Regions from separate parts of the Mus musculus genome. Here regions 1, 2 and 3 are each linked to region 4. Evidence: chromatin loops called from intact Hi-C (ENCODE). Cell type or tissue: heart. All regions are shown on one strand. Region 1 overlaps Gpld1 (glycosylphosphatidylinositol specific phospholipase D1). Region 2 overlaps Ripor2 (RHO family interacting cell polarization regulator 2). Region 3 has its middle 15 kb from the start of Gmnn. Region 4 has its middle 5.2 kb from the start of Gm22013.

Evidence for each region. Peaks named below come from ENCODE experiments on the same cell type or tissue, not always from the same donor. Only the 100,000 strongest peaks of a DNase experiment are listed, where the experiment ranks them.
Region 1: it touches region 4 in a loop (6-fold over the local background); 5 of 42 quality-filtered maps call a loop at or near these places.
Region 2: it touches region 4 in a loop (6-fold over the local background); 4 of 42 quality-filtered maps call a loop at or near these places.
Region 3: a loop joins it to region 4, with 9 times the contacts of the local background. A loop is called at or near these places in 13 of 42 quality-filtered maps.

Annotation. Positions count from the first base shown.
Region 1 is chr13:24,984,919-24,992,918 of GRCm38, reverse strand. It overlaps Gpld1 (glycosylphosphatidylinositol specific phospholipase D1), which reads right to left. Exons shown (of 26, transcript NM_008156.2): 24 at 6,001-6,027; 25 at 5,860-5,910; 26 at 983-2,883. The coding sequence ends at 2,797. Mrs2 (MRS2 magnesium transporter) reads left to right here. Exons shown (of 11, transcript NM_001013389.2): 11 at 1-624. Among named protein-coding and RNA genes, the nearest start is that of Mir12184, 8.9 kb to the right of the region's middle. In heart, a CTCF peak has its summit at 4,297 (motif pointing right); no DNase peak of the experiment used is centred here.
Region 2 is chr13:24,710,418-24,718,417 of GRCm38, reverse strand. Ripor2 (RHO family interacting cell polarization regulator 2) reads right to left here. Exons shown (of 23, transcript NM_029679.2): 17 at 4,661-4,796; 18 at 2,967-3,128; 19 at 713-871. Among named protein-coding and RNA genes, the nearest start is that of Armh2, 27 kb to the left of the region's middle. In heart, no CTCF peak of the experiment used is centred here; DNase peaks (open chromatin) are centred at 4,637, 5,637 and 7,287; H3K4me3 peaks cover 653 bases; H3K27me3 peaks cover 723 bases.
Region 3 is chr13:24,772,770-24,780,769 of GRCm38, reverse strand. No RefSeq gene overlaps it. Among named protein-coding and RNA genes, the nearest start is that of Gmnn, 15 kb to the right of the region's middle. In heart, a CTCF peak has its summit at 4,392 (motif pointing right); a DNase peak (open chromatin) is centred at 4,469.
Region 4 is chr13:24,477,596-24,485,595 of GRCm38, reverse strand. No RefSeq gene overlaps it. Among named protein-coding and RNA genes, the nearest start is that of Gm22013, 5.2 kb to the left of the region's middle. In heart, a CTCF peak has its summit at 3,532; a DNase peak (open chromatin) is centred at 7,795; H3K27ac peaks cover 1,833 bases; H3K27me3 peaks cover 181 bases.

The DNA.
Region 1 (8,000 bases), 510 kb before region 4:
GGTTTCTTTGTAAAAGGCCAAAACCCTGTGTCCTACCAACTTTTGAAATACTGTTTTTATGGGCTTTTTAAAGTATAGATTAATTTATTGTGAGGTAGACTTATGTAGATTCAGCGTCATTCTACATATCAAGAAGAGTGCAGCTTCGTGCTGAAGGAGCCCAGGGACTGGCAGAGCCCATGGTTCCTGAGCACACAGACCTCACTTCCTCGCGCAGGGAGGGACCCACACTCCTAGCAGGTTCTCACTCAGGAACGAAAGCTAATGGATCTGTTAGCCTTGCAGCAAGCTCTGGAGGAGTGTTAGACCTTCCAGGCATTTGCTCTCTTTTATATATAAGATGAATGAAAGGAGGTATAATTTAATGTCAGCATATTTGGATTCCAGTTAATCAAGATTCTTACTATTTTTTGATTAGTTATAAATAGAACCATGGGAGTTAGGTTTAAAGAAGGAGTTTGTTTATTCTCTTACAATTTTATAGCTGTTTTGATGATTGCCTGTTTTAAGAGATTGTCCTACTACCCCCTCCCCAGGAGAAAATGTATACAGCCAGCTAATGTGTTTGCCGACCTCTCAGAAGTTAGCAGATGGGCTTGTCAAACAAGAACGTAGCTAATGCAAGAACTGTGGGAACGTGATCTTCCCAGTCAAAAGTTCTCGTTTAAAACAAATGGCAAAGCAGGCCATGGTTGCTCCACCAGCTGTGCCTCCAGTCCTTGAGAGGCTGCAGCAGGGAGATTACAAAGAGTTTGAGGCCAGCCTGGGCTACAGATTACGTTCTAGGCCAGTGAAGGTTATAGAGTGAGTTCCAGGCCCACCTGGACTATAAGTAAGACACTGACTCAAAACACCATCTGAAATGAGGCTGCGAGTGCTGCTCATTTTAGAGTGCTCACTCGCCTGGTGGAGCAGAGCTGGGGGGTCAGCCCTCTAACTGCACGGGAAGAGACAGATCGCTCATACCTGTAAGTTTGGAAGCTGTTGTTCTAATAACCATTCAGCCTGCCCTTGTGTGTTCTCAGGAGGTTTCATACAGTTGTGTGCTAGAACATTACAATACCAAAAAGTGTGCTTCCCAAAGTAATGCACTTGTAAGACTATAGTGAGGCCAGAGCAACGCTTAGCCTACAGGGAAGGAATAATGAAGTGCTTCCACCCCAAAATGTAATTAATTCACCTCACATAAAAGGACAGAACCGGCAGTTTAAAGTTTTTAAAGGTGGCTAGGTCAGGTAGGGTTTTTGAGTGACAGTGCTCCTTAAAGGGACTGTAAATAGCAAATACTGAGTTTAGTGATTGAGAAAGCAGTCACACATCAGGTGTGAGCAAAGAGGTGGGATCCGGTCTGTCCTTAACGTTCAGAGCCTCTGAGCCCATGTGGGCAGAGCAGAGGTCATCCTGTGAAGTGATTCCTGACAGCAGACTGGAATAGGCTAAACAGCTCACTGACAGGCTGCTGGGTGCTGGGATCCAGGAGCTGCGCTCAGCTTCATTTCTGTGATTGGCTGCAGTGAAGCTACATTTGAGCTTCAGTGTGATAACTTAAGTAATGGCCAAAGAGGTTCTAATGGGAGGATCCAAACGTGGGTGTATCATGTACTTTCTCACAGAGGACTCAATACAGTCAGTATCCTGTCGACTTGAAGATGTTTGGATTTCTGTAAGCTTTAAGTTTTCTTTATCTGATGCCTGTTACATGCTATGCTCAGGCACTGAACAAAAGACAAATCCTCTGGCCATGTTTAGACAGGCTTTTGTCCATCCATTACAGAGCAAAATCACTGGCACTGTGTGGCTGGGTTGAGGGAGCCCCTGCCTGCTGTGCACAAGGCTCTGGGGTTCGCCTTGCCATTTACATTTGCTAATTGCTGTCCGTGTACCAAAACGATGGCCCTTCTGCTGGCTGTGCTCTTTAGATAGGTTGGACCACTACTTAAACCAAATGTCCCATTGTGCTTCCTGCTGTGCCTTAGGAGTCAGAGTGTGTACTCACAGCAGCTGTGCCTTCCTTCCTTAGTGTCTGTAGTTGTACTTGACTGTTTAGAATGGGAGCACAGAGATCAGCAGTGAGGAGGGCCAGTGTGGCCCCTTCCCCACGCCCCTCTCTCCTCCTCCCACTGTTTTCACCAGACATATGACAAAATACCCAAGATAAACAGCTTAAAAAGAGGAAATGTTTATTTGGGCTCACAGTTTTCGGCCATGTCAGCGCCAGGGTGCTTGGCCCTGTTGCTTTGGGGCTGGGGAAGAAGCAGGGTGCTGTGGCAGAGGGGAGCTGCCCAGGTCATGGCAGCTCAGCTGGCAACAGAGAGGCAAGGAAGGCCCAGGGGTCCTGATACAACCCAGTACGTAACTCTCCTCAACAGAGTCCTACTCCACAGTTCCTACCTTCTTTAAGCTAAGGATCAAGCCTTCAACATAGGAGATTTGGGGTACATTTAAGATCCAAATAGGACCAGCCACCACTACCAAGGATTTTTTATAGGAGCAATTATATGGAGAGTGTTAAGAGCTAACTACACCCTTTCTAGGCAAGAGAGCCAGGTATTCCCACAGAAAAGGAGGTGGGTTGATAAAGTCCCAAGCACCGGCAGCAAACTCAGAGGATGCAGAAGAAAGAGCTTGAGAGGGGACCTCACAGCCTGCTGCTCCTATCACACGGCGTCCACACATAGCTGACCATATTTCTAGGCAGCCTGGCTGTCCCAGGTTTCGCTCCACCGGAGAACTACTTTGTCCATCCTGGAGATGACTTGGCTCAAGAAAGCGGGGCTGAATAGAAGAGTGCCGTCTTTAGTCTGAGCTGAAGCTGTAGACATGAAGTGCCCCAGAGAGCCGGGCTCCCCAAGAACTCCTTCCAGCAGCAACAACCACTTGGTTCTGTGGAGGACACAAGACAGACAGCACTAGTGACATTCCCACCATGAAGCAGACGTCATTCTGTGCTCTGAAGTACACATAAAAGCAATGCTGGCCACACCCCACAGCCAGAACTTGTGTCTCTCTCTTTGTTCAGACGCCACTTTCTCAGATCTGATAAGTTCCAAACCCCACTGTTGTACAAGGGGACCCCAGAACCTCACTGTGGTCGGTGCATGTGCCCACATCTGGAGTGGCGGGGGCTTGCACGGGCCACCTTCACAAAGCATCCCTGCTGCCTACACTGTTCTCAAGCTCACTTTCAGAATTCTCTCCAGAGTCTGCTGCAGGTTGTGAAACATTGTAGTAATGGCAAATCTTCACAACAGTTCAATTTGATCTTGGGGAATAGCCAAAAGTTATTTTAGATTTTTGTTGGTGAGTAGTGTAGCTGGTTATGCTGGCTGATAGCACTTTAGACAGCAGGCTGTGACATTTATCTTGTTGGTTGTATTTTAACATTAATAATCCCAAAATGATAATAATGGTAGCAATGTATTGTGGCCTGATCATGTATCAGGATTCTAGGTGGGGCCCTTACTGGCACCGCCTTATAATACGCCAAGGTCAGTCAACACAAGAGAAAAATAATCTTTTCAGTTGGCAAAGTGGTAATTTCTTCTCTTCCATTTTTTATGTAATTACTAATTTACTAAATGTGCTTTTACTTTGGCTATATTCTATGTCTCCTTTCTATTTCCTGGTCAAACCATGCTCCTCCCCAAAAGTTAAACTTCCTGGCTGCTTGCCATCTCCCTGGTCTAACCATCTCAGAACCACGAGTTCTGCATAGACAGCCACTGTCTGTATCCCTGTGTCATTGTACCTTGATGCCAAAGGTCTTAGCTGCGTTTTATGCTTTGGTCTAAGCTGTAAGCGGAGACTTGGCCGTGTCGGACTGCTCTGTCTTCTCGGCTGTCCAGTGAAGCAGAGTCAATGTCCTGCTGAGGCTCACCAACTGACATGGGCACAATGACAGTGCCAGTGCTCCTTACACACGTCTCCAGTCCCACCAGCTCACGTGTCCTTCCTTCCTGAGTCCTACCTCAGGTCTCAGGGAAAGGCCACTGAGCTAATAGCCTGTCTTAGTTGTGAGATGGGAAAGTGGGGGATGTTAATACACAAGTGAACTGCAGTTAGGAAGGCTAACTTGTAGAGTTAACAGAGTTAACTGTAAAGTCCTTTCCAATGACCTTGATCACTGCTACCCTTGGTCAGTGTTCCAGACAATGTCTAATTTCTTGAAAATGCATAAAATTGTAAGTAAAAGCCAAGCATATCCTTTAGAGAATCCTTCCATAAACTTAATAACTGCTGTTTCTAGTAGCTAACCCTGGTCTGTCATGGTCTGTCAGTGAGGACTGTTGGCCACCAGAGGGCAACTTCACTGTGAGTCTGCCAAGCACCTCCCAAGCCTTTACCAGATTGCTGTCACCAGTTTAGGACTGCCCACGCTTGGGACTCCTGCTCACGTTGCCCCCCAGCGTTGCCCCCCAGCTGCTCGTCGTGTGCCAGTCTCACAGACCTGTGTGTATCTTCCGAGCAGTCGGCATCCTTCCTTTGTTAATAGCCTGGCACAGTCTTAAAATACCAGTCCTGGGATGAGCAAATGCTTTTGTGGGTTAGTTTGGTTTCCTTTGTTTTGACACAGGGTCTCACTCTAGCTCAAGTTAACTTGGAACTCTTGAGTCCCAGGCTGGCCTCAGATGCCTACCTCAGATTCCCAAGTGCTGGGATTAGAGGCATGAGTCACCACACCTGGCTCTTTATTAGTATATATTAAGGTAAATTTCTTATATTTATTGAAATATTAAATATATAGAAGAAACTTTTAGGAGTCCCACTGCTGTGTTTCTTGCCTACAAGGATATTTGCATAATTATGTAAAAATACAGGTGCAAAAATGTTCACTACAGCACTATCTGCAATAATAAAAAAATGGAAATAGCATAAATATAAGAGTGTAATTTAATTGAATTATGGACTGTCCAAAAAATAAAGTATTGTGTAACTATTGGAAGTACTCATTGAAAGGAAACAAAGGTGCCTAAGAGTGTAGCCATGGTGTAGGTGTCTGTCCAGACCAGCAGGTCTCAACCTGTGGGTTGTGACCTCTTGGGGATCGAATGACCCTTTCATGGGGGTTGCCTAAGACCATCAGAAAATACAGATGTTTACATTACAATTCATAATAGTAGCAAAATTACTGTTATGAAGTCGCAACAACCATAATTTTATGGTTGAGGGGGTCACCACAACATGAGGAACTGTATTAAAGGATTGCAGCATTAGGGAGATTGAGGACCACTGGTCTAGACTTATTAAAAGACGGACCAGGCACCCAGGATGTTACCCATGAGGTTGCTGCCGAGCCTGACAGCCTGAATTCAGTCTCTGAGACCCACGAATGGTGGGAAGAGAGAGCAAAGGCTCTCCCCTGCTCCTCTGAGCACCACGAGTATACTGTGGCTCATGAACATACTTGTAACACAAATAAACATGTTTTAAAAATCAGCAGTCTGGACATTGTCATTGCAGTGATCTGCAAATGCCATAAAGGGCCAGGGGATACTGGGGGTTATGTGAGAACTGTCTCAGAAGCTGTGGTGCAGTGTGTACAGCCAGAGGCAGCAGGAGTGAGAGCACGTCCTCAGCACCACATGCAAACACCCTTGAGTCATGGACCCTGAGAGCCAACGCCATAAAAACCTCATGTCAGCAAATATTCTATCAGCTACTTAAAGTATTTTTAAAAAGTAAATATAGTTGTCCCACAGGCCCTGCTAAGCCCTCTGTAGAGCAACAGAGGGAGGGCATGGGGGGGGGGGCATGGGTCTCACACTTAAAAAATAGTGAGGTTAAGTTCCTGTTTCCTTTCTTTTCTAAACTAAGAAAGGCTTGTCAGAGCTGGTGTCAAAGCGCAGGCCCTGTACTCACCCTTCCCTTAGACCGCACGGACACCAGCGAGCTCCCAAACCTTGAACTTGCCTGTAAAACACGCACACCATGGTTGGTTCAGCAGTTGAACCAATAAGTACAAGGGGCTGGGGTGGGGGTGTCAGACCTTGGGGTACTTACCTCTGGAGAAGTTAGTACATACTGTGCCTGGAAAAGAGAGCAGTGGGGAGACCTTTAGCATGGTTACTACTCATGCAGAGCTTTGAGCCAGTCTGACAGCTTCGTGCTCATATTTCAGTGTTTCCAGATTCCTCCAGGTATGCCCTGTAACCTAGAAATCCCATTTACAGAAGCCTAGATCCTAAAACCTAGTCTTGTAAGGAATCATTTCCATGGGAATGTTTGCCCTGTGGTGTATAATAGAATCAGCCATAATGACTAGCGGTCACCACTTGTGGTAAGTCAGTTAAATGGGCTTATTCCAAGGTAAAAGTTAACAGATAGAACCCCCCTCCCACCTCCCTTCTTAGCAGGATCTAATGTAATGCAGGCTGGCCACAAACTCACTATATAGCCAAGGCTGTCCTTGAATTCCTAGTCCTCCTGCTTCTACCTTTGGAGTAGTAGAGTTACAGCCATTACCACCACATCTACATCCCTCTAGAGCAATGTGTACTTTTCCATAAAATCTAGGCTCTAGGCTGCTGTCATTTGTGCTTTCCTCTTTACATCATCTACTTATTTTACTTGGGTTGTGTGTGCATGCATGTGTGCCAAAGCATGCACGTGGAGGTCAGAGGGCAACTTGAGAGTAGGTTTTCTCCTACCACGTGGGTCCTAGGCCCTCCAGCTTGGCAGCAAGCTCCTTTAGACACTGAGCCACCTCACTGGCCCAACAATGTTTTCAATATGAGGTGAATACTCTTCATCCAGAATGCCTGGGTCCAGAGTTTAGATTTGGGATTTTTCTGGATGTGAAGTATCTACAGATATATACTGGGATGTCCAGAGGATGTGTCTCAGACTAAACAGGAGATATATCTGACAGGTCCACAGCCTGACAGTTCTATACAGTATGCTAATGACTGTACACAAGACCAGTTCCCTACTGTAGAGTTTTCATTTGCAGTATCATGTCAGATCATGAGAAGTCTTCGCTTTTGCAGTTTCAGGTTTTAGCCTGGGAATGCTCAGCTTGCATACTGTTTGATTAAAGTCTAGCACTTGGGAGGTGGAAGTGGGAAATATGAGGCCAGCCTAGACTATACCTTAAAAAAGAAAAATCAAGTTAATTTGTGAACAAAACAGGCATGTTGGGATCCTATTGGTTAACAAGTGTTAGAAAGAGGTCTTAGCACAGGCCCTTGGCTGCCGTCTGCAGTGTGTCTTGAACAGAAGCCCTCTGTCCTTCAGCCTCTTTGTCTGTCATTGGCATCAAAATAGCTTCGTAGCTTTGATGTGGATTCAGCTGCACACAGTGCTGTATTGTGTGCACACTAAGTAGGACATGGTACTGCTAGCCTGGGATCCCCACACCAGTGAGGCAGACACAGGGAGACTACCACAAGTTCCAGGCCAAACAGGACTACATGGCAAGAGCCTGCCTCCTGCCTACTAGAAGATTATGCACTCTGATTAGCAGGGGAAAGCCCTATAGAATTCTAAGTAGGTTAATTTTAATGCTCCTCTTTGTGTTTCTGTATTTTCTACATTTTTCACACTAAACTTTCATTTTGCCATTTAAAAAATCATTTTTTGTTTGTTTTTAAGACAAGGTCCCACTTTGTACCCCTGGCAGAGAACTTACTATATAGATGAGGCTGGCCTCAAACTCACAGAGACCCAAATGTCTCTGTGTCCTGGGTGCTCAGGTCAAAGGCATATGCCACTACACCTTAATTTTCAAATTTAAGAAAGATAACAATAAATAGTAATAACAAATAATAATAGCCAAGCTGAGTGCTTAGAGACGTAAGGAACCCCGTCAGAGAAAGGAGTAAGGAAGCAATACACAAAAATCAAAAGGCTGCAGTTTTTGGTGAAGTTCCAATGTGGCCAAACCTCCTTTAGCTCCCTGCCCTGGGCACCTACTCAAGCCATGGCCAGCTGTGAACAAGGACCAAGTCCAACTGGGTTCCAGCTCTAGAGGCAGCCAGCACAGCTGTAGGCCCACGGGCGGA
Region 2 (8,000 bases), 230 kb before region 4:
CCCACGCCAGACAGAACTGTCACCTCTTTATGATGCCAAACAAGATCCACGCTGCAGCAGGATTTAATGCTCGGAAAAGAGCAGAGCGAACCTGGATCTAAGCTGGACAAGTTGCTGCTGTGCGGTGCTATACCAGATACTACCTGGTTTCAGAGAGCACTTCCCATTCCCGCTGCTCCTTCAGGCCCTGGCCAGTGCCTGCTGCATTCCTAAAGAATAGTCAGATAGAATGTGTACAGCCTTCAAAGGGCCATGTTTCAGGGTGGACTGAGCTTACCATACCCCTACCACCTCTATCTTTCTTGAACGGATAACCTCAGACTTTCTTTTCTCATTTCCCTTCCTGCCGTCTCATGTGAGCCTTCATTTGAAGTCCATTTCTGTCTATCCCGAATGGGAATTCTACCACCACAAAACACAGCATCAAACAGCACAGCAAACAAGTTGAGAAAGGAAGGAAAGCCCTGAGACTTCCATTCCCTTGCCAGTTTCCTGTTCACAGTGAACTCCTGCTGGGGACCAGCGTGCTTAGCAAGCTCCCGCTCCAACACCAGGAAGTTGACTGAAGTTAAAAGTCCACAGAAGTCATTAAAAAGGCAAGCCTCAGCTCAGCAGTGGAGGACGACCTTCACTAAAGACCGGATGGACCAGGAAGACCCAAGCTGACCCAGGCTGAGACACTAGTGCAACAGGACGGGAGACCACAGCCTACCTTGCCTGGTTAGCTGGCCCAGGTAAGTCTCCAGGTCACTCACACCGTGGCTGGTGAAGAAGCTGTAGTACTGGAAGACAGTGATGACTTCCGACGAGAGGCTGGAGGAAAGGAGAGGTTCAGCTCGGTCCAGGATTTGGGACACCAGGGTTCTAAACACTGGAAAGGAAGAGACAAGGTGGCTGAAGAAACAAGACCATTCATTCACTCCTTCATTCATTCACTCATCCACTCATTCATCTTTTTGCATGCTATTCATGATGAATGTGCTAACCACTACACTGTGGAAGCAGATGTGAATATCATAGAACTTATATATTCATTTGTTTATCACCGTACTAATAATATTCATTAGCCTTTTACTATGGCACTTATGTACATTCATCTTTAACATAGTACTTGTGTTCATGCATTCACTTAAACTTTTTATTATTTATTCATTTTCATGTGTATGGGTGTCTCACCTGCATATATGTATATCAATGTAAACTGTGTGTGCCTGATGCCCAAGAAGGCTACAGGAGGGAATTGGATCCCCGAGGACTGGAGTTACAGACAATTGTGAGCTGTCTTGTGAGTACTGGGAACGGAACTCTGGAAGAGCAGCCAGTGATTTTTAACTGCTGAGCCATCACGCCAGAGGGCATTCACCTTTTATTTTGGTACTTGTGTTCATTCATTCATTCATTCATCTTTTATCACCTTTTCCTTGTGGTACTTGCACTCATTAATTCATGTTTATCACTGAAGTCTAAGGTACAGCACTGAAAGTGAGCTAACCTGCGCAGTGTACAGCTAGACGGTGTCACTGTTTCCCACACTCACATGATAGCGTCTAAGTCAGGGAGTGAAAGATGAGCAACATCCTTCCAGGAGTTCTCGGGGTCTTTCCTGTTGGTAGCCACTTAGCCTCCCAACAGGGAACAAATAACCTCAAGTCCATTTTCGTGTTCTTTTTGAGGCACAGCATCATGCAGCCCACGTGGATGTCCAGTGTGCCATACACCCAAGGCTGGCCTTAGACTCCTGATTGATAGGTCTTTACCACGCCCTCTTTCATAACCCAAGCTTTATCTCCGTCATAAGCTAGCTTTTCCTGCTCTTGAACTTTTGTGTCAACAGAATGTACAGCATGCGCTTCCTATGTCTGGTTTATTTTACTCAACACAGTCTCTGTGGAGTCGCCCTTTGCCCATGGCATTTTAGTTGTCACCAGATTCTGTCTGTTGTGTCTCGGGCTGTGAATCTTCTTATGCGTGTCTTACACAGACAGGCGTACATTCTCTTTGTGTATTTACGAGTAGAATTGCTGGCTCACGTTGTAGGCATAGACTAGGATTCCATTCTTCGAAAGTCACTGTACCGTCTGACATCCTCTCATTGGAGGTACGTTCAGGAAAAAGCCCTCTGTACCCCTGAGTTCGCACATCTATGAATCTAAGCAACTGCAGGCCAAGAACCCAAGGGAAAGCACATCTATACTGAACATGTAAATGCTGCCACTCCCCAGGCAATGTAATGCAGCAACCATTTATTTGGTGTTTGCCTAGCCAAGCCTTGTAAGTGGTCTGGGGTATGGAGGAGGAAGTGTGGAGCTTGTATACAAACCCATGCTTGGTGTAAGCAAAGGATGTAAGAGAGCAAACACAGACTCAGCCATGCATGGCAGGCTCCGGCACTGTTCACCCACAGACACCGAGGGACAACTGTACAAACAATACAGACACGAAGTACTTGTGGACTGACTGGGAAACTTCTCTCATGGGCTCAGATGTTATCTAGTCCTCAGCCAGTGGTCCTGTTTGGGAGGCTGTGGACACATCGGAACTCGGGGGTTAACTGGCTGACACAGGCCATGGGGTGAGCAGTTGGGGTTAACACTTGGCTCACTTCTGTTTTCTGGGTGCTATCTCTGATGTGACCAGCCACATGCTCCCAGCATCTTGCACCAACCTGCTTCAGCTGCCATGCCTTCCCTGACAGGATGGGCAGTACCTCCTGAGATGTGAGCCAAAGTCTACCCCTCCTTTAGAAGCCGTTTCTGTCAGGCAGTTTGCCACAGCCGAGTGGGAGGTGGGGGATGATGGATACAGTACTTTAAAAGACACCACCGCTGCTATTCTCCATGCTCAGCATCTTTTTTGTAGTCAAGCTGGCTATCCCATCTTTCCCCTGGAGAGCGTGTAATTCTCTTTTGAGGCTGGCCTCATCCCCCCTGGGCTGCGGGAGGACAGCCTCTCACAACGGTCTGTACCTGGCTCTGCCAGTCCTGGATAGTCTTTGTTGATGCTTCTGGCGAAGCTGGCCTCCAGCTGCTTGATGAGGCGGGCAGCGGAGCTGTGGTAGACCCCGCTGGGGCTGCAGCATTTGGTCCAGAAGGCCAGCAAGGAGAGCTTTTTGTGAAATTCTGGTATGGCTGGAAGAGAAGAGGGATGTTAATGAAGAGAGGATGATGGCAACCTGGGTCTGGTGGTAAGCTGTCCCAGGGACATTAGAGCCTGTCTTTTGTGTTTTTAAAAACCTTTATTTTGTTTTATTTTTAACAATATTTTCATTCATTCATTCATTATCTAAGACTAGGTCTCATGTAACCCAGTTTATCCTCAAACAAAGGGATAACCTTGAATTCCCAATCTTCTTGTCTATCCCCTCCGCCCCCCCCAGGCAAATTTCCCTTCTTTCCTTTTTCTTTCATCGTGTGTGTGTGTGTGTGTGTGTGTGTGTTACTGGGGATTGATCCTAGGATCTCAGGAATGCACTACCACTGAGTTACATCTCTAACCTTTTTACTAATGATTTTGAAATATGTCTTGCCCAGGGTAACCTTGATCTCACTCTATAGCACAGGCTGACCTTGAAGTGGTCTCAGTGTCCTGAGTAGATGAGATTAGATATGCCCCCACAGGCACTAGGACTGTGCTTTTCTACTGGAACTACTACAGTCTTTGTGGATTGGTAGGCGGTCCAGAGAAAAACCCCTCCTCCCTGGAGCAAAGAGACCTCAGTGACTACTCAGCTGTTTGTTCTCAAAGACAAGGCACAGCTGCTCAGCCTTGGGGAGGCCACACTAAACTCCTGTGACTTTATAGCAAAAACGCCATACAGAATAAGCCCTCGGAGGGGCCGGAACACGGCAGGGTTTGCTGGAAGAGCCTTTCCTCTGCCCCAGGCTCCCAGGTCAGTCCAAGCAGACAGCACGGGCAGGTGGCACATGCTCACAATCACACTTGTGGGTGCCTGTGATCAGGACGAGGCTGTAGTAGAGCACGAGACACAACTCATTTGCAGCCCGAATGTCTGCCATTTCTCCCACCATTTAGTTACCTGCCAAAGTCACTGCTCTTAGCAGGAATAGAAAAGAGAGGCAGAAATGCATCGGGAGAACTTCAGGGTGGGTTCAGGCTCAGTTACAGATTTCCCAGAAGTCTCTGTTTCCATTCATATCTGATGTGAAAAAGGACAAACCCTTGCCTTTATGAAAGAGTCCAGTGGCCAGATCACAAAAAGTCAAGGGTATCTACTCCATGGCATGTTCTGCTGTGAAGCTGAAGAATGGCTCAATTGGTAAAATGCTTGCCTTGAAAGCACAAGGACCCGGGTTTGAACACCGGGACCCACAGTTAAAAAGCTGGTTACATAGTGCTTGTAACCTCAGTGCTAGGGAGGGGTGAGAGAGAAACAAGAGGATCCTGGGCTTGCTGGCTAGCTAGCCTAGTGAGCTTCAGGCTAGTGAGAGATCCTGTTTCAAAAACCAAGGTAGATGGCTACTAAGGAATGAGGTCTGATCTTCGCACACATTGAACCGTCCCCCAAAGTTCTGCACCAGACACAAGCTCGGAGCCAGACTGAGGCTGGAGTATACTCAGCTGCCTCGCCACTGAGTTCCAGTGAGCATGCGTGGTCGGGCGTGCTTCGGTTCCAGGGATGGCCTGCAGGTGGCGGGCTTACCTTCCACCACAGAGGTGATGTTCCCGAGGTTCTCGTCACTCACGGCTGCCAGCTTCTGCATCACAAGGACCTGCCTCGACAGCTTCTCCAAGAGACTTCTTGCCACAAAGGGGGTTTTGCTAGAGAAGACGATTTGCTGACAAGACAAATAAAAGCCCTTTTAATGATGACAAGGGCAGTGACCTTCCCCTCCGGATCCTTCCCGAAGAGGTTGCAGAGGCAGAGCTCTGCTGCACTTTTAGTCCCAGTTTGTCAGTGTTCCTCAGGTCAGAAAAATCACACCTGGTTTTGTTACTTTCAAGCTTTTTACATATTCTGGAGATTTCTCACTGGCAGAGCTTCAATTTATTGTGAATTTTCCATTTTCTTCTCTCTCTTCTCCCCCGCCTCTCTTTTTCTTTCAGACAGGGTCTACCATGTGCTTCAGACTGGCCTGAAACTATGTAGCTCACTCTGCCCTCAAACTCATAATCCCCCTGCCTTAGCTTCCCAAATACGTGCTATAAACTCCACCCTCAGCCCTGCCCTTCGTTCTATGTAAAGTTCCGTCTCCTTGAAGATAGCAGAGGGCATTTAGGCTGTGACCTGGGGGACGAGCAGTATAGGATTTGTTTTTATGAGTGCTTGGGTTTTTCACTGCGTGGTTTAATTTCCCTGTTTCCAAGCTGAAAGTTAAGAGGATATCATCATATGGTCATTCTTGTGGTTAGAGCTATCCCAGTGTAATCCAAGAGTGCTGCCGGTATTCCTGGTGCCGTTCTGAGCCCTATACGAGTGCTAGTTCACACATGTCTCATGGTGACCTGATGAAGTGAGTCCTATTTTGTTGACAGAAAACACTTTGTGACTGAGGCACACCCAGGGTAAGTAACTGGCCCAGTGCCACAGAAACAGAGATTGGCTTCACTTGTGTTGGGGGGGGGTGGGGGGGCAGGAAAAGGAGCTCTGAGACAGGAAAGGACCTAAGCAACTCGTTGCTCCAAGGCTCTGCTCCTTCTGTGACCCTTGGAAACCTGCCCAGGTTACCTGGTAGGCAGGGATGGCAGGCATGACCCCTGGGTGATAATGACACTGCCATGCCACACTGTCTAGATCACTCGAACCCTAAAGATAAATGGAATTCTCAAACTCCAGAGTCTAACAAGTACCCAAGTGTGGTGGTGTATGCCCGTAGTCCCAAAACTCGGCAAGTAGAGGCAGGAAGGTCAGGTCAAGGTCAGCCTCAGCTACACAGCTAAGTTCTAAACCAGCTTGGGCTACAAAATAAAAGTCAAAACAAAATGAAAGTATCAGTTACACACCGATGTCTTTCCTGCCAGCAGGCACAGTGGACACAAACCTTGTTTCTAAAGTAGAAGTACAGTGAGCTCACAGAATGCCGGTTATTTATTTATTTTTTTAACTTCCTGCAATTATATATACCAAGTGGTAGGAAACACTAGGATTGTAGGGTGATAACAAGTGGGAAGTGGGGATTGTAATTCTCACTCCTTCAGCTTATATCTTTTTCTCCATAAGATTACCCATAGTGCCAGGCTTGGTGGCGCACACCTTTAATCCCAGCACTCGGGAGGCAGAGGCAGGTGGATTTCTGAGTTTGAGGCCTGCTTGGTCTACAGAGTGAGTTCCAGGACAGCCAGGGCTACACAGAGAAACCCTGTCTCAAAAAACCAAAAAAAAAAAAAAAAAAGGGAAGATTACCTATAAAATTGTTTTTTCCTAGGACAGATCTGCTCCACAAGAGAGTTGGACTGTCCCTCATGGCCCTGCTAGAGGAGCAGCATCCTGACTGACTGACTTCCCCGCTCCATGGAAGACACCTCTCATAGGTCTTACAAGAAAGCTATTTGCCTCTCAGAGGCTGGCGGTTTGCCTAGCACATTATCAGAGTCAGAGAAGATAATTAGAGACCTAAAAGGGTCTTACTCAGGTGACGGTAAGCAGTGAATAGCTGGAAGGAAACAAAAATCCTTTCTTTCTTGGCTTGATACAGCATCTACTTCTGTAGCCCAGGCTGGCCTCTCAGACGTGTAGTAGCGATCCTCTTATCTCAGCCTTGCCAGTACTGGGACTGTAGGCATGAGCACCACATCTGGGTCCATTCGCTCAGCAGGGAAAACTGCCTGCGAGAGGCTGCTCGAGGATGCTCTGGCTATAGCAGAAATACTCAACAGCTCTGCACATAGACAGGGCTCAGGTCTGGCCAGAGGCAAGGATTTTGACAGCCAGCCCATTTCCCACAGCACCTCCATGCCTCCGTTTTCCCATCAGGTGCTTCCTTCCTTTGAGGCAATGTCTTGCTATGTAGCCCAGGTTTTGTCTTGAACTCTGGATCCTCCTATGTCTATCTGCCCAGTCCTGGGATTATATGTGTGTTCCACTATGCTCAGAAAGCTATTTGTTTGCTAGAGAAAGTCATCTTCTTCTATGTTTTCTATAACTGTGTGCCTAGTGCTGTCCAGCCCCTGGGAAGCCCAGCCCCGGGCCCTCCCTCTGTTCTCTCCCTGCCTCCTGGGTTTTGGCTGGCACAGGGTCACCCTTCCTCTTCTCACCGCAGCCTGTCTCAGGGGCCGATTTCTGTAAAGCTGCGGTTACAACAATTGCTTGTGTGTTCCTTCCTGCTTCACGTACACCCAAGCCATCTGGGAACAGATCACAGCAGGGAGAATACAAGCAGCCAGGCAAGGAGGAAGCCCTTAAGTCCAGGCCTCTGGGAAAGTGCCCCATTCGGGACAGCTGAGAGCCCGTGAAAGGCCTTCCATGCTTTTGCTTCTGGGGCTGTAACACCTCAGGTGGTAAACAGATTTACCCATGGTGTTCCAGTGAGAGCACTGAGTGGTGAGGGGATAGATAACCTGGAGGAATGATCCTTCCCGTTGCTCTTTAAAATTACTACTCCAAGCCGGCCTGCAACCCTGGCTCTTGGGAGGTAGCAGCAGGAGGGTCAAGAGTTCAAGACTAGCCTCAGCTATACAGTGGGTTCGAGAGACAGCTTGGCTTGCATAAGACCCTGTTTTAAACAGAAGAAACTTTCTCATTTACCATTTGGGGAGCCATAATCTGCTTCTGTAGTACATTGCTGTTAGCCCAACATGTGGTGGGCTGTGAACTAGACATTCCATAATATCTATCTAGTTAACACTGTTCTCCAGCTCTGCCTATGGACGGCACCTTCGTCTTCTTCTGTTGAATCCCTCTCCTTTACTGCCTGGTGCTTTGGATGTGAGCACTGGCCATACTCTGCCCGGTAACCACTATAGACTGCAGATCTAGGTTTAACGTGAAGTTGAAAACCCAGGCTTAAGAAAGGGTTAGATGTGTCCATCAAGGTTTTGACTTG
Region 3 (8,000 bases), 300 kb before region 4:
GGATCTCCTTTCACCACAGCCTCCATGGTGGACCCTATGCCTGCCCCTCCTGCTTTTTAACCCCCATCTTGTCATTTATTTGTTGGAGGAGCAAGTTATTTGCCCTGTACAATACTTACATTTTGGCTTTTGACATCATTCCCACATTGTAGCTCTATAGTTTGTTGCTAACATTTCCTTAGACTGGCAGTAAATATCCAAGTCAGATGTAGTTTTGGGAGGTGGGGTTGGAATTCTTTGTAGTTGCACTTGTCTTTAAGAGACTCTAGATGATACCCAAATGTGTCCTCTGCCCTCTCCATGCCTGCACACATATGTGAACCCGCAACACACACACACACACACACACACACACACACACACAAACACATATACACACATAACAGACACATATACACAGACACATACACACATACATATACATATACACACACATACACACATGCAAACATGATTTCCAAGTAGAAGCCAGTGAATCTGTTTCTACATATAACCTTGGTGATCCTGAAAATGAGCCCTGAAATCTGACATTCTCACGTAAGAAGATTAAAGAGCAGCCAGACTCTCCAGAGCTCTCACTCACGCAGATGGTGGCCCTGTGGGAATGGTGGGCCTCCTTGGCACTTACCTTGCCTAAACAGTCCCTTGTCACTTCCTCACTTATGGCTTGAACACAATTCGAAAATGAGTGATTTGTAATTTCAGCACAAACTGGATCATCTCTTGGATATAAAATAATGAAGTTTATTATAAAGGGACAAAAAATAACAGCTATCCTTATTCTACTACTTAGAATTAATTCTAAAGAAAGGTATTACTCAGCCTATGGTCTAGGACTCAGGAGGCTGAGCTAGGAGTGCTTCCTCAAGTTCAAGGTCAGCCTGAGCTACGTAGTGAGTACAAAGCCACCTAGACAATTAAGGCATACACATATAATACCAGAATTTGGGTGGTAGGGACAGGAGAGTCAGGAGTTCAAGGTCATTCAAGGCTATGTGGGACTCCATCACAAACACAAAAACAACAAAAGAAATGTGTCTTTCTGTGAGAGAGACTGGGACCTGCACATCCTGTCACTTTTTGGTTTATGCAGATAAGTTGTGACATTTTTCATACCAAGATCTTCTCACAAAGATTATATTAAACATAGGCATAATTTGAGCCAAGAGAGACAACGCTTTGGCTTCTTTTTTTTTAATACATATCATCATTTAATTCATGTATGTGTGTGTGTGTCCATCCATGTGTGTGGTGCCTGAGGAGTCCAGAAGACAGAATTGGATCTCTTGGAGCTGGAGTCACATGTGCCTATGAGCTATGCTTCTGGGTGCTGGGAATCAAACTCCTGTCCTCCAGAAGAGCAGTAAACACTCTCAATTGCTAACGCACCTCTCCAGTCCACCGGGCCTCTTGGATGATAAAATTCAAACCACAGACCTGTGTTTCAGAGCAGGTGCCCTGGACAGAGGCGGAAATGAGAAGATCTGACATTTAAAAGCTCAGCCCCCTAAGCCAACATCAGTTGAAGGGCATCCGGGGAGTCAGGCACATCTCACAGGAAAACCAGGGCCAGCAAGGAAACCACGGGGAACAGAGGAGCCCCAGACTCTTCTCTGCTCATTTTACAGATATGTAAAAGTAACTCATTCGCCTGATGTAATTGTGGTCTTTGTGGCTTACAACCTCTCTCTGGAAACCTAGGTCTATTAGAAGCCTCTTAGCCTCTGTACAATCTAATCTAGGCCTAGAATGTTTTCTGCCTCTGAGATTTGGTGCTGAAGAACTTTGTAGTTCATAGTTTGTTCTGAGCTCTGGCTGGATGACGCAACGCAGCTGTTCTGGCTCAAATGCCTCTCCAATCTGACTGATTCAGTCTGGCTTCTCTGGGCCTTTCATTGAATTGTCCTGCTTGGCCTCAAACTAACTCTAGCAACTTATTCTAATCTTTTGGCTCCCAATTCTCTGGCTCACTCTATGTTTACTTGTGTCTAGCTTGTTCTCTCTTTAACCTGTGTAAAACTCTCCTGGCAAAACTCCCTCCTTCCGTCTCTGCACTGTCCCTCAGGTAGTTTCCCTGTCCTCTGTTCTCCTGAGAGTTGGGTGTATCCTTTCTCTGATTCATCTCTTTGTCTGCCACTCAATTAGACATCACTTTCAAACATGGCTGCTTTCTTCTACACACTAATGTTACCTTCATTGTTTTGAATTAAAGGTGTGTACTAAGAGTGTGTCTGTATTCCAATCAGATGGATTAAAGGTGTCTGGTGTGCTAAGGACTGAGCCACACCACAACCAGAAAGAGATTTTTGCAGTAAATAATACAATCTTAGGGTTCACAGTGTGATCAAATATCCTGCAACACAGGTCTGTTAACTTAGGGCTGTGGCACTACAACAAGAATAATGCCAACACTGGGAGGGTGGGTAAGAAGAGAGGCCAAGGCCAGCCTGGGCTCACAGTGAGACTTCATCTCAAAAACCACACAAAAACGGCTTTGGGCTTGTCATCCCAGCATGCAGAAGACTGCAGCAGGAGGAGTTGGAGGCCAGCCTGAGCTCTTACAATCCTCCTGACTCAGCTTTCTGAGTGTTGGGAGTACAGATGGAGGGTGTGACTGGTTTTCCTATTTTTAAAGATTTATTTTTAATCATGCATATGTGCATGTGTGTATATGCACATGAATTCAGGTCCCCTCAGAGGCTCAGATCCACTTGAACTTCAGCTACATGCGGTTGTGAGCTACCCAGTGTGGGTGCTGGGAATTAAAGCTAGGTTGTCTGCTAGAGTGGTGTATGCTCTTAGTCCCTGAGCCGTCTCCAGACCTATGTTTGTTTGTTTCTCTGCTTTTTGAGACAGGGTCTTTCTATGTGGCTCCGGCTATGCTGGATCTCACTATGTAGAGCAGGCTGACTCTAACTCCCCTGCCTCTACTCCCCAGACACTGAGATCAACGGCATGTGTCACTCATGCCCAACTCCTAATTTTCTCTTCTTTTCTAATAAAGATTTTATTTATTTTATATATGTGAGTACACCGTAGCTGTCTTCAGACACTCCAGAAGAGGGCATTGGATCCCATTACAGACAGGCATTACAGATGGCTGTGAGACACCATGTGTTTGCTGGGAACTGAACTCAGGACCTCTGGAAGAGCAGTCAGTGCTCTTAACCACTGAGCCATCTCTCCAGCTCCCCACCCCCCTTAATTTTCTTTCTTTCTTTCTTTCTTTTCAGGCAGGGTTTCTCTGTGTAGCCCTGGCTGTCCTGGAACTCACTCTGTAGACCAGGCTGGCCTCGAACTCAGAAATCTGCCTGCCTCTGCCTCCCAAGTGCTGGGATTAAAGGCGTGCGCCACCACGCCTAGCTCTCTGAAAGTCTTCTTAAACCTGGAGTCATTCTCTCTGGTCCCCATTTGCATCTTTTAAAACTATGTTGATATTTTGTTCATTTTCATTTTGGAGAGAAAATGGAAATGAAGTCATTGACAAACTTGTGCACGAACACTTAAATCATTCCCACCTGAACTTGGCTGGATGCTCAGGAGAGCGATGAGAGCCCCAGCACTACAGTGGCCGGGCTGGTGGTTTGGGAGTTTGTTTGAGGTCAACTTGGGGACCTATCTCAAAAGAGAGAGCCGGGTGGTGGTGGTGCATGCCTTTAATCCCAGCACTTGGGAGGCAGAGGCAGGCAGATTTCTGAGTTCGAGGCCAGCCTGGTCTACAGAGCGAGTTCCAGGACAGCCAGGGTTACACAGAGAAACCCTGTCTCAAAAAACAAAAGAAAACAAAAAAATGGGGTGGGTGGGATCTGAACCCTGGGAACAGTCACATCTCTGGTAAATGATCTATCTGTTGCCTCTCAGCTACAAAGTCCTAATATGGCATGGTCTTTTAAAAAATATTTATTTATTTTATGTATATGAATGAGTACACTGTTGCTGTCTTCAGACACACCAGAAGAGGGCATGGGATCCCATTACAGATGGCTGTGAGACACCATGTGTTTGCTGGGAACTGAACTCAGGACCTCTGGAAGAGCAGTCAGTGCTCTTAACCACTAAGCCATCTCTCCAGCCCTTGGCCTGGTCTTTTAAAAAATGATCTGGTCAGGACTTACTGCCAAGTCTCTCACTACCTGAGTTTGACTCCTGACACCACCCAGTAGAAGGAAAGTACAGACTCCTATGGGTTGTCCTCTGACCCTCCCCCTCGAACACAGAAGCAAATAAATTTACACACACACACACACACACACACACACACACACACACACACACACACACACACACACACACACACACGAGCGTGCTAATACATTTAAAAAAAGGAAAATGGCTTAGTACTCTTTTTTTTCCTTTGCTGCTAGTGCTGCATTTTACCAGTAGAGGGCGCAGGTGAGACACTACAGGAGCAGATGGCCTTGGCTTCCTGATTCTGCTCAACTTGGGAAATGCACTAGGCTTCACAGTTGAGACAGGTGACAGACATTTGCTTCTCCCTGGGCTTGGGGTAGGTGGTGATGCTTACCTGCAGTGGTGGCACTCAGGGAGCTGAGTAGGAAGATCGTAGGGACACGCAAGCACCAGTGGGCTGGCAATGCAGCTCACGGGCCTGGAGTTCTAGCAACACACCCATCACCAAATCTGTTAAAATCACCATCAGTGGTCATGATGGCTCCTTAAGTTCTTCCTGTACACATTCCTCATGTTCATGTTTGGGGGGCAAAGCAACTTGATCCCCTAATTGACAGCTACTGATGACTCTCTTGCTGTAGCACCAAGACAGTCCCCCCAAACAGCCAGCGCTCTTCTACCAGGACAAGCTGTCTCAAACACTCTACTGAAGTCTGGAGGCCGCAGCATGACAATCTTCACAGCCCATAACAGCCTTGGCACCTCAATCTATTTTGGTTTGTGTTTTTGAGACAGGGTCTTTCTACATAGGCCTGGCTGTCCTACAAGTATGTAGACAAGGCTGGCCTGGAAGTATGTAGACCAGGCTGGCCTGGAACTCACAGGGATCCATCTGACTCTGCCTCCTTCGTGCCGAGATCAAAGGTGTGCATTAACACGCTTGGGTATGTAGGTCATTTTTGGTTTTGTTGTTTTGAGGCAGGCTTTTCCCTGTAGGCTAGGTTTGTTTGTAGTTCACCATGTAGCCAGTGCTGGCCTTAAATCTATAATGATTCTCCTGTCTCTGTCTCTTGAGTTCTGGGATTACAGGCATGAGCTGCCCTGTCTGACTTGTTTCTGAGATCAGGTCTGGCCTGAAACTTTTTAATGTGCACAAGCAGGACTTGAACTTGCAGGGTTCTCCAGCTTCAGATCCTGGCCTAACAGCTTTTAATGCGGGCCAGTGTTGAGGGCTAAGACTCTCCAGACATGAGGCTAACTAGAAGCTATTAATGCCAGCCACCACCAAGAGCTTCCTAGGTCTGCAGTGCCTGTAGGGTTAAGGCTGTGGATACTGAGATCTGTGCAGGAACTCCAGCTTTATAGGACATCGCTTGCTGCGGCCTTAACCTGCTTACTGCAGCAGCTCAACTGCTGCTAAGCATGTAGGGAAACACGCTGCTGGAGCTGGGAACTGAGAACTTCTTGTCCACTCAGGACTTCTGTCCTGCTAGAGCACAAGGATTATAACCTAACATGACTAATATATTGTCTTAGTCAGGGTTTCTATTCCTGCACAAACATGACCAAAAAGCAAGTTGGGGAGGAAAGGGTTTATTCGGCTTACACTTCCATACTGCTGTTCATCACCAAGGAAGTCAGGACTGGAACTCAAGCAGGTCAGGAAGCAGGAGCTGATGCAGAGGCCATGGAGGGATGTTCTTTACTGGCTTGCCTCCCCTGGCTTGCTCAGCCTGCTCTCTTATAGAACCAAGACTACCAGCCCAGAGATGGTCCCACCCACAAGGGGCCTTTCCCCACTTGATCACTAATTGAGAAAATGCCTTACAGTTGTAGCTCATGGAGGCATTTCCTCAACTGAAGCTCCTTTCTCTGTGATAAGTCCAGCTGTGTCAAGTTGACACAAAACTAGCCAGTACAATTGACCCCTTGTCAACTTGACACACAAACACATCACTAGTAAGCCTCAACCCTTAATTTCTTATTCATCCCGAAGATCTAAACAACTTTAGAAGTCCCACAGTCTTTACATATTAAAAGTCAATCCCTTTAAAATGTCCAATATCTTCTAAAATCCAAAGTCTTTTTACAATTAAAAATCTCTTAACTGTGGGCTCCACTAAAATAGTTTCTTCCTTCAAGAGGGAAAGTATCAGAGCACAGTCACAATCAAAAGCAAAAGTCAATCTCTAACCATCCAATGTCTGGGATCCAACTCACAATCTTCTGGGCTCCTCCAAGGGCTTGGGTCACTTCTCCAGCCATGCCCTTTGTAGCACACACGTCGTCCTCTAGGCTCCAGATGCCTGTACTCCACTGCTGCTGCTGCTCTTGGTGGTCATCTCATGGTACTGGCATCTCCAAAACACTGCATGACTCCTTCAGTCCTGGGCTGTCAATTGCAACTGAGGCTGCACCTTCACCAATGCCTTCCATGGCCTCTCACAGTGCCAAGCCTCAGCTGCTCTGCGTGACCCCTTCATGCCTTCAAAACCAATACCACCTGGGTGACTCTTACACATTACCAAGTCCCGCTGCAGCAGGAATACAATCTTGGCTATCTCTGGAACACAGCCTCTTTGTGCTTTCAGAAAACACTTCCCAGAAGATGTCACCTCAACGATGCTGGTCTCTTCTTAATCACCGTTAATTTCTTAGCTCCAGCTAACCAGCATCAATAGTCCCAGTAATGCAAAAGTTTCGCTTTAGTAGTTCTGGTAGCTTGTTAGTCACAGCTCATTCTTCAGCCCCAGCTAATCAGAACCACAGAATCTTCACAATCAAAACAGCAATGGCCATGAAAAGAGTCTTTAATTTTCCCTCTGAAATTTCACAAGCCAGACCTCCATCTTCTGCACTGTTCTCAACATTATCTTCCAAGCTCCTATACAACATCTGACAGAGCTCTTAATGACAAATGGATCTTCTAGCCCAAAGTTCCAAAGTCCTTCCACAGTCCTCCCCAAATCATGGTCAGGTTGTCACAGGAATACCCCACTATACTGGTACCAATTTGTCTTAGTCAGGGTTTCTATTCCTGCACAAACACCCTGACCAAGAAGCAAGTTGGGGAGGAAAGGGTTTATTCGGCTTACACTTCCATATTGCTGTTGATCACCAAAGGAAGTCAGGACTGGAACTCAAGCAGGTCAGGAAGCAGGAGCTGATGCAGAGCCATGGAGAGATGCTCTTTACTGGCTTGCTTCCCTTGGCTTGCATATCCTGCTCTCTTATAGAACCAAGACTACTAGCCCAGAGATGGTCTCACCCACAGGGGCCTTTCCCCCTTGATCACTAATTGAGAAAATGCCTTACAGTTGCATCTCATGGAGGCATTTCCTCAACTGAAGCTCCTTTCTCTGTGATAAGTCCAGCTGTGTCAAGTTGACACAAAACTAGCCAGTATATGTTGTGTCCAGCCAGCAGACCACAACCTGGGTTCTAGCCTGGAAAGGCATTTTGGAAACCTGGAAGAGAAGAGGGGCTAGGTGGCGAGAGAAAGGAATGTAGCCAAGACATTTATTCTGATCAAGGCTCAAATTTTATTGTTGCGACACTAGTTATGAAGGAAGGGGGAGGGGACCCGATTCCCGCCAAATAATCTCTGGTCCAGTAGAAAGGTGCACGTGTGTGGCTCCGCAGGTTCCAGCAGTGGGCGTGGCAGAACGAATGAGCAGGAAGCTCCACCCCTGAGCAAGCAGGTTTCAGGCTGGGGGAGGGGAGACTACATTTCCTCCCTTTTATTAACAAAACTTAAAAAAAGAAAAAGCTGGCCTGAGGGGGGAAAAATTGTCTATGCTCAATAGTTCTGCCTGGAATCTAGGGCTAAAGAAAAAACTTGCTTTCGTGGGATTTTTTAACTTTTCTTA
Region 4 (8,000 bases):
CCAGAGCCAACAGTCAAGAGCAATTCACATTCTCTGCCTGGCTACGGAATAGATGCTCAGGTGCCCGGTGCTCTGAGGTTCAGAAGAGGAGAGATGGATGCAGAAGATACAGGAAGGAGAGGCCAGGGATCCTTGGCTGCAAAGGAAGAAAGGAGCGCTGGGAACTAGATGGGGCCGGGGCAGGAGTGTTTGGGAAGCAGGCACACAGCAATGCAGAGGGAAAGTTTACCTTCCTTTGATCTGCCCCTAAAAAGTCAGCCATGCCTCTGGTAAGGCAGGTCCGAGGAGCTATGAAAACCAGTACAGAAAATTGAATCCAAATCTGGAATGAGACTTAGCATCAGGTCCCTCCCAGTTACCTTCATGTATCTTCACTTATTATGGGCTACAATGCAATGAACGTGGAAATATATTTATAAAGACATTAAAAAACAAAACAAGACAAAAACAAAAAAAAAAACAAAAAACCAAAGCCAAGTGCAGTGTGGCTGTTGGCTGTTGGCTGTTAGCTCAGTACTCAGGCAATGAATCAAGAGGATTGATCACTGCAAGTTCAAGGCCAGCCTAGGCTGTATGATGATATGCAGGCCAATCAGGGGTACAAACAAAATAAACTTAACAAGTGGAATGTCCCAGCCTGGTCTAGTTTCCCTAATGGTTACGTTAGCCTGGAATTGAGTGAACTGCTAATACAAAGCCAAGCTTCAAAGTGTCCATATCGAAAAGTATTATGAAAGGGGAAGATAGAATGAGTACACTTATGCACCATTGTGAAGTTTAAAAATTGCAAGTCAAACCCTTTAAAGTTGGAATCCATCGTCTATGCACTACAAGCTCCAGAAGCCATGAGTGCCCGGTGGGAACTGCCCAGCGATTACAGCATAAGTCAGTGAGACCCCCGCCACCCCGCCCCCCAAGCTGATTGTGCCAATGAGCGTGGGCTCCTGTGAACAGATTAGGGATTGTGCTTTTTTCTGGAGACCCAGTTCCTTTCTCCTTTCGATCCACAATTCTTCCTCTCCTGAAGTTGGGGTTTGCATTTTTATTTCTATGCAGTTTTTGCTTTGTCTAACAAGCTCTGTGAAGTTTACAGCCCCGGCTGAATTCCCTGGGAGGGACCCCCTCCTTTTATTGTTATTATTTTTTTTTTCAGTTTCCCAGTGCAGCCTTTTCTTCTTACTCGGGACACTCAACTATCTCCCAACTGTCTCTTTCCTGTCCCAAGTCACTCTTGAGAGACATGACTGAAGTTTGAAGCCTTGTCCTTTTGATGGGAAAAGGAAATTCTAAGCTCAGAATAGGTCTCTTCTGGGACAGGCACACAGATGCCACACTTGCTGGGTAATGGTGCCGGAGCCAGTCTGTCTTCATGAGTACTCTGTGTGCTGTATCCAAGGCTAAAGTAGTGACAATGATTCCTAACAGACATGTCATATCCACCATAAGTGCCATGGAGATGCACCAGGGTTTGCAGGACTTGAACTGGTAGGGGGAGGACAATGGAGACTCACTGATGTAATGGTCCCAGAGTCCTGGTCACTGTGACTCCAAAGTCTAATTGAACCTAATACTTATAGCATCTTCCTACCCAGAGGGCCATACGATGCTTGTTCTTGGCTTGTGAAGCCGCTGATATTTTAATTAATTTTTCCAGGAAAGCATTGGCCTGCAGTTCTTAGAAACATCATTTTGCTGCCTGGCCTTGCAAGAATCTGACCTATTTTAGGAAGGCAGCTCACTGTGGCCTTAGGGTTCTTTTATGCAGGAGAGAGAAATGAAGCTCTTCTCTTGCTGGCTGGGGCCTGGATACACAAGTCAATTACAGCTACTGAACGAAGACTCCATAAATGTGCCAATGAACCAAAGGTCTTCACAGATTTGTACTGAGAGGACCATCCCCAAATAACCAAATACACTGTGGTAGACGATTAGGCAGGGCCCATCCTTTGGAATACCAGAGGATCACTAACACACAAGGCCTCTCAGGGCTGTGCCCTTTGGCAGTGTGATATCTGTGGCCACACCACCTAGCTTGGTTTATGAGCAAAAACTCCACTTCCTGAACATCCATGGGCTGGGGCTGGGAACACACTAAGAATCCACTGTCCTCTTTTCTAAAGAAAAGAGAAGAAAGAAAAAAGAGAAGAGAAGAGAAGAGAAGAGAAGAAAAGAGAAGAGAAGAGAAGAGAAGAGAAGAGAAGAGAAGAGAAGAGAAGAGAAGAGAAAAGAGGAAGATAAAAAGAAAAAAAAAAACCAAAAGAGTTTTCAGCATTAGAGGAGTGTCTTGGTTTCCTCTATTTCATCTTTTTTAAAAAAAATCTTATTTACTTTATTTTATGTGTGTTGGTGTTTTGCCTGAGTGTATGTCTATGTAGGAATGTCAGATCTTGGAGTTACAGACGCTGTGAGCTGCCATGTGGATGTTGGGATTTGAACCCAAGTCCCCTGGAAGGATAGTCAGTTCCCCTAACCACTGAGCCATCTCTGGAACCCCGTGTCTTAGGGTCTCTAGTCCTATTATAAGACACCATGAAGAGCAACTAGAGAAGGAACGGAAATAAATGGAAATCAGTACAGGATCTGAAGGCAGGGACCTGGAAGCAGGAACTGAAGCAGAGGCCATGGAGGAACAGTGCTCATTGGCTTGCCCACCATGGCTTGCTCAGCCTGCTTTCTTACACACCCAGACGCCCCCCCCCCACTAGGCTGCATCCTCTCAAACCAATATTTAATGGAGAAAATGTTCTTAGAGTTTCCTCTAGGCAATCTGATGGAGGCATTTTCTCATTTGAGGTTCATCTTCTCAGATAATGTCTAGGTTTGTGTCAAGTTGACAAAACCGGACTAAGCCAGGGACTCTAGTGTTTTTGTATTCACTGGACAGCACATCCATAAATAAAGGCCTTAGTCAGGCTTGTTTTGATGCCTAGTCTCCCAAAGATGTACAATTAGAAAAGGAGCAGGCAGGAGAAGGCAATGACCCAGAAGACAAGAAGAAACGTGGCTTTGTCTAATGAAGCAAAACTCAAACTGTTCTCTATGGCATTATGAAAACACTTCTTTCTTTGGATACAGCTATACAAAGTTTCTCAGAGTTTGCAGGGAAAATAGACACTTGCCAATCAGAGGTAAGTCTGTAATTCTTATAAGCTCAGAACTGTGGAATGGAGGGAGGAAGAGAGCTGAGAGTCTGAGAGCATCCCGGGTTACACACCAACATCTTGTTTTAGAAAAGAAATATACGATCTGATTATCCTCAATCTGAAAGGCAGAAGGAATGAAGATGTCGTATGCCCTCACAAGAGCTCTTCTTTTACAAGATGTAACCTGAATGCCTTAGGTGGTTCCCCATAAAAACGGGTGATTCCTGGAACGGAATGTGCTGGAAGGAAGCCTTCCTCCCCTTAGGTGCTCCTGAAGAGAATAGCTTCTCTGTAAGTCTCTCAACCAAATAGCTCAATAACCTCAAACAGCTCAACAGCCTCAAAGAGCTCAATTGGTGCTGTGCAGTGCTCTTCTGTCACCTACTGACAACTTTGGCTCATTGCAGTTTCCCAGGCCTTGGTGTGTTGTCCAGCTCAAATTAGAGTAGTTCAGCGTGTCCAAAGGAAAAAGTAAATATCTTTACATTCTGGACAGCTATCCTATTTTCTCAATTGTCTTCGGTCTTCTACTGCTAAAATAATAATACATGTTGCTGGAGAGATGGCTGAGTAGAGATGTGCCTGCCACAGAGCTTACCCTGCAGGGTATGTGTGGCCCCTCCTCCCAGTAAATAAATCCGGCTTGAGAGATGGTTCAGTGGTTAAGAGTCTCGTTGCTCTTGCAGTCACCCCAGGTTTGATACCCAGCGCCCATATCCAGTTGCTCACAACTGCCCGTAACTCTAGCTTTGTAGAATCTGCTGCCATTTTCTGGCCTCGGCAGGCACATGCGTGTGGTACACATACAAACAACCACACAAACACATAAACAAACAAACAAACAAACAAATAAATATACTATCTAAAAAGAAACACATTTATTAATTAAAAACAAAATAACATGTCAAACAGAGTCTTATATTTTTTGTAATTTAATGTCTTGTGATTGGTATAAGTACTGTATATTTTAAAGTATTTGTTAGGTTTTTTTTTTTCATAAAATATGATTACCCTTAAGGCATTTAGGAAATCATGGGTACATTCGTGTGTGCATGTGTGCACGTGTGTACGTGTGTGTGCACTCGAGAGAGTGTATTCACAGTGGTGGTGTTTTTGGGGGATGGCCTGGGGCTTATATAGACTGATGTAGTACTGTTGAACTATATCCCAACCTCTGAAGGTATTTTAAGAGAGAAATAGTCTGTGATGGTCAGGTCTGCTTGTCAACTTGGCACATCCTAGATCTACCTGGAAACAGAGTCTCAGAGAGGGACTGTGCAGAAGAGTGAGGTTGGCCTGTGGGCATATCTGTGGGGCAATCATTCTGATCCCATTAATTGAGGTGGGGAGATCTGCCTATTGTGGGTGTCACTGTTCCCAGGGTTTGGGGCGGGGAGCAGATAAATGTCAAGAGGGTGCTGAGCAAAAGCAGGCATCCATTTGTTCCCGCTCTACTCTCACTGTGGACGTGACAGGCTGCTGCCAGTTCCTGGCTTCACTGTTCCAACACGGAGAACTGTAGCTTGTGACTGTAGACAAACAAGCCTCCTGCTCTGAAGTCGCCTTTGTCAGGATATTTTATCGTAGCAAGAATGTGATCAGAACTTAGTCTATATTGCAAATAGCAGAGGGAGGAGTCTTTGCAGAATCAGTGTTGTGGAACTCCATGGAAAATCAGCAAAGGCATAGGAGCATATGCAAATTATGTAAATACAGACTCCAGGGCGGTCATACGCACAGGCCTGTCCATGCCTTGGAAGACTGAGCCGATGTCAGCAAAAGCCACAGTTCAGTTACCCAGCCTCAGGAATTCTAGCCAATGGAAAGAATCTAAATGTATCACATGCGCGCACACAGACACACACACACAGAAAAAGCATGCTCACATAAACTTGCATATACACACAAAACCACGTGTACACACTATTAGGTATTCTCTTATTTTAATATAAAAATTAGATCGTTCTTGGAACTCACAGAGACTTGCCTCCTTCTGCCCACAGAGTGCTGGGAGAAAAGGCATGTACCAGCCTAAAAGTTATATTTCTTATAACATAATTTTCTAAAAATAAACTTTATACCTTTTTGGATCAGTAAACAACAAAAAACCCTACATTGTTTTCATGGGTGGCGACATTTGTTATTTTACTTTTGTATACTTATTATTTACATGGTGTTTATTTGTACAAGAGGAATACATTTTAATGGAGATAATTACCAGTTGAAATCATGTCAGTTTTTAAAGTATAATACTTCAAAAATGATGACTACTAGCCTACTAATTTGTCTGCAAGAGAAACCAAAAGATTGGCTTGATTTCTCTAATGTGCCAGGAATGCAGTTAGAAGAAAGAAGGGGGGGAAGGAAGAAGGAGGAGGAGGAAGAGGAGGAGGAGGAGGAAGAGGAGGAGGAGGAGGAGGAGGAGGAGGGGGAGGAGGAGGAGGAGGATGTGGGGGAGAGAAGAAGAAATCCCTGTATTTTTCCCTACAGCAGTGGTTCTCAACTTCCCTCATGTTGGGACCCTTTAATACAGTTCCTCATGTTGTGGTGACTCCTCCCCCTACCATGAAATTATTTTCATTGCTACTTCATCTTTGTAGTTTTGCTGCTGTTATGAATCATAATGTAAATATTTGTGTTTTCTGATGGACATAAGTGACCCCTGCAAAACAGTCATTCAACCTCCAAAGGGGTCATGGCCCACAGGTTGAGAACCACTGCCCTAGACAGCGATGGCTGTGACCCCACTGGTAGAAGCAGAGCTCATGGAAGGCGTGAGTCCTGGGAAAGCCAGGGCATCAGTGTAAATGCTTTCAGTTACAGGTTTTCCTTGACCTGAGTGTGTGTGTGTGTGTGTGTTGGATGTGTGACTGTGTGCTGAGAGGTCAGAGGTCAATGTCAGGTGCCTTCCTCAATTGCTCTCTACCTTATTTTGTGTGACAGGGTGTACCTCACTGAACCTGAAGCTCATCATTTCAGCTGGCTTGTCTTGACAATGAGCTCCAGGGCTCCTCCCATCTCTGCATCCCCACTCCCCTCCAGTTGGGATCATGGATACACACTATAACCGCAGGGATTTGCATGGGCGCTGGAAATCTGAACTCGGTTCTTCATGTGTGCATGGCATTCACTTTATTGGCTGAGCATATGAACTGTGGAGACTCCACAAAGTGCTTGTAGGAATGCCCTATGTTGTGGTTGGTTCTGGTATCAACTTGCCACAATTTAGGAAGGAAACTAAATAAAAGGGGCTATTTTCAGAACGAAGGTCAGGTCACCTTTTGCTCACATGACCTCCCCTCTTGCTGCAGAGTGGTATGTGCTCTGTTGCTGCCTCTGATTCCTTCTCTGACAGTAGAACCAGCTCTCCCAGTATTCCTTGTGGGCTAGGACCAGCAGCTCTCCAGATCCTTTTGGTCTTCACTGAAGCACCCTGCATGTGGACTGAACTACTGGACAGGACATTCCCCCAGTGAGAGACTTCTGTTCTGTGACTACCCAGCCTTAGGAATTGACTCCTGGGTTCTTAGTGTCTAGGGTTGTTTGTTTTGCTCATTTATATGTGTCCCTGTGCGTGTGGTTCTGTTTCTCTAAACTGACTAAAACTCCCCACACCATGTCTGTGGGTGTCCTCCTCAGGGCCGTCTCTCTAGAAGTCCCTGCCTCCTCACTTCTGTCACCACACTCTCAGATCCTCAATCTAGGTTCATGCAAACAGGGAAACAGTTGCTAATAATAACTTTTCTGTTACAATTTTCTTTTTAAATTTTTGATATGGTGTGTGTGTGTGTGTGTGTGTGTGTGTGTGTGTGTGTGTGTGTGCACACGTACAGGAGCACATGTGTGCTTGCTCATGCCAAGATGCACATGTGGAGGTCAGACGACAATTTTCAGGAGTTGTTTCTTTCCTTCCACCATGTTGGTTCTGAGGATTAGACTTGGCTGCAAGCCTTGACTCACTGAGCCATCCCGGTAGCCCATGATATTCAAAAATAAGCCATAGTAGGACAAACTATCTTAAGTTACTATAGAGATGTGCAATAGCTTTGAAAAGGGGTGTAGTAGTCTATACACAAATCGTTATACTTGAGAGGATGGGGCAGGAGGATCTGGAGTTCAAGGCCAGCTTGCATTACATAAACAGAGGAAGGAAGGAATGGATGGGTGGATGGGTGGATGGGTGGATGGTAGATGAATGCCTGCCTTAAAGTGTGGATAAAGGAGAATAACAAGAGTAGGAACATGTCTTATTTCAGAGCCTGCTATGAATCCATGCACACAGTGTGCTTTGGGTAGAAAATGACAGTTATATCAATGAAACAGAACGAGTTTCCAGAGTCTTGGTGGGGAGTTCTACTGCTCACAGCGTCTCTTCTAGGAAGCCAGGACATACTATGGTACTGTGCTGTGCACACACAGCTGCCAGAGGTGGGCACGATCTTCTCAGGGCTCAGAGCATTTCCTTTCCACTCTGTCCCAGAAATACTGTCATTTTGTCTGCCTAGAAGTGACAGGTTCCGTTCATGTTAAAAATATATATATACTTGACTCTATCCAGGTTAGGAGTGAGTCCCAGTCCTACCCACCCTTATCATCCAAGTCACCCAGCGCTATTTATTTAAAGACTGTACGTTTTCTGTGGCTCTGTCACTCTTTGTACTAAAAAAGGCACACACGAACGGCACATGATTAGCACAGGCATGTGATCCAGCACTGGGGAAAAGGCAGGACAGGAATTTAAGGCCAGCCTAGGCCTCCCTCCCTCCCTCCCTCCCTCCCTCTTTCCCTCCCCCCTCTCTTCCCCTCCCTCCCTCCTTCCCTACTCCCCCCACCAATCCTTTCTGTATCTCATTACTA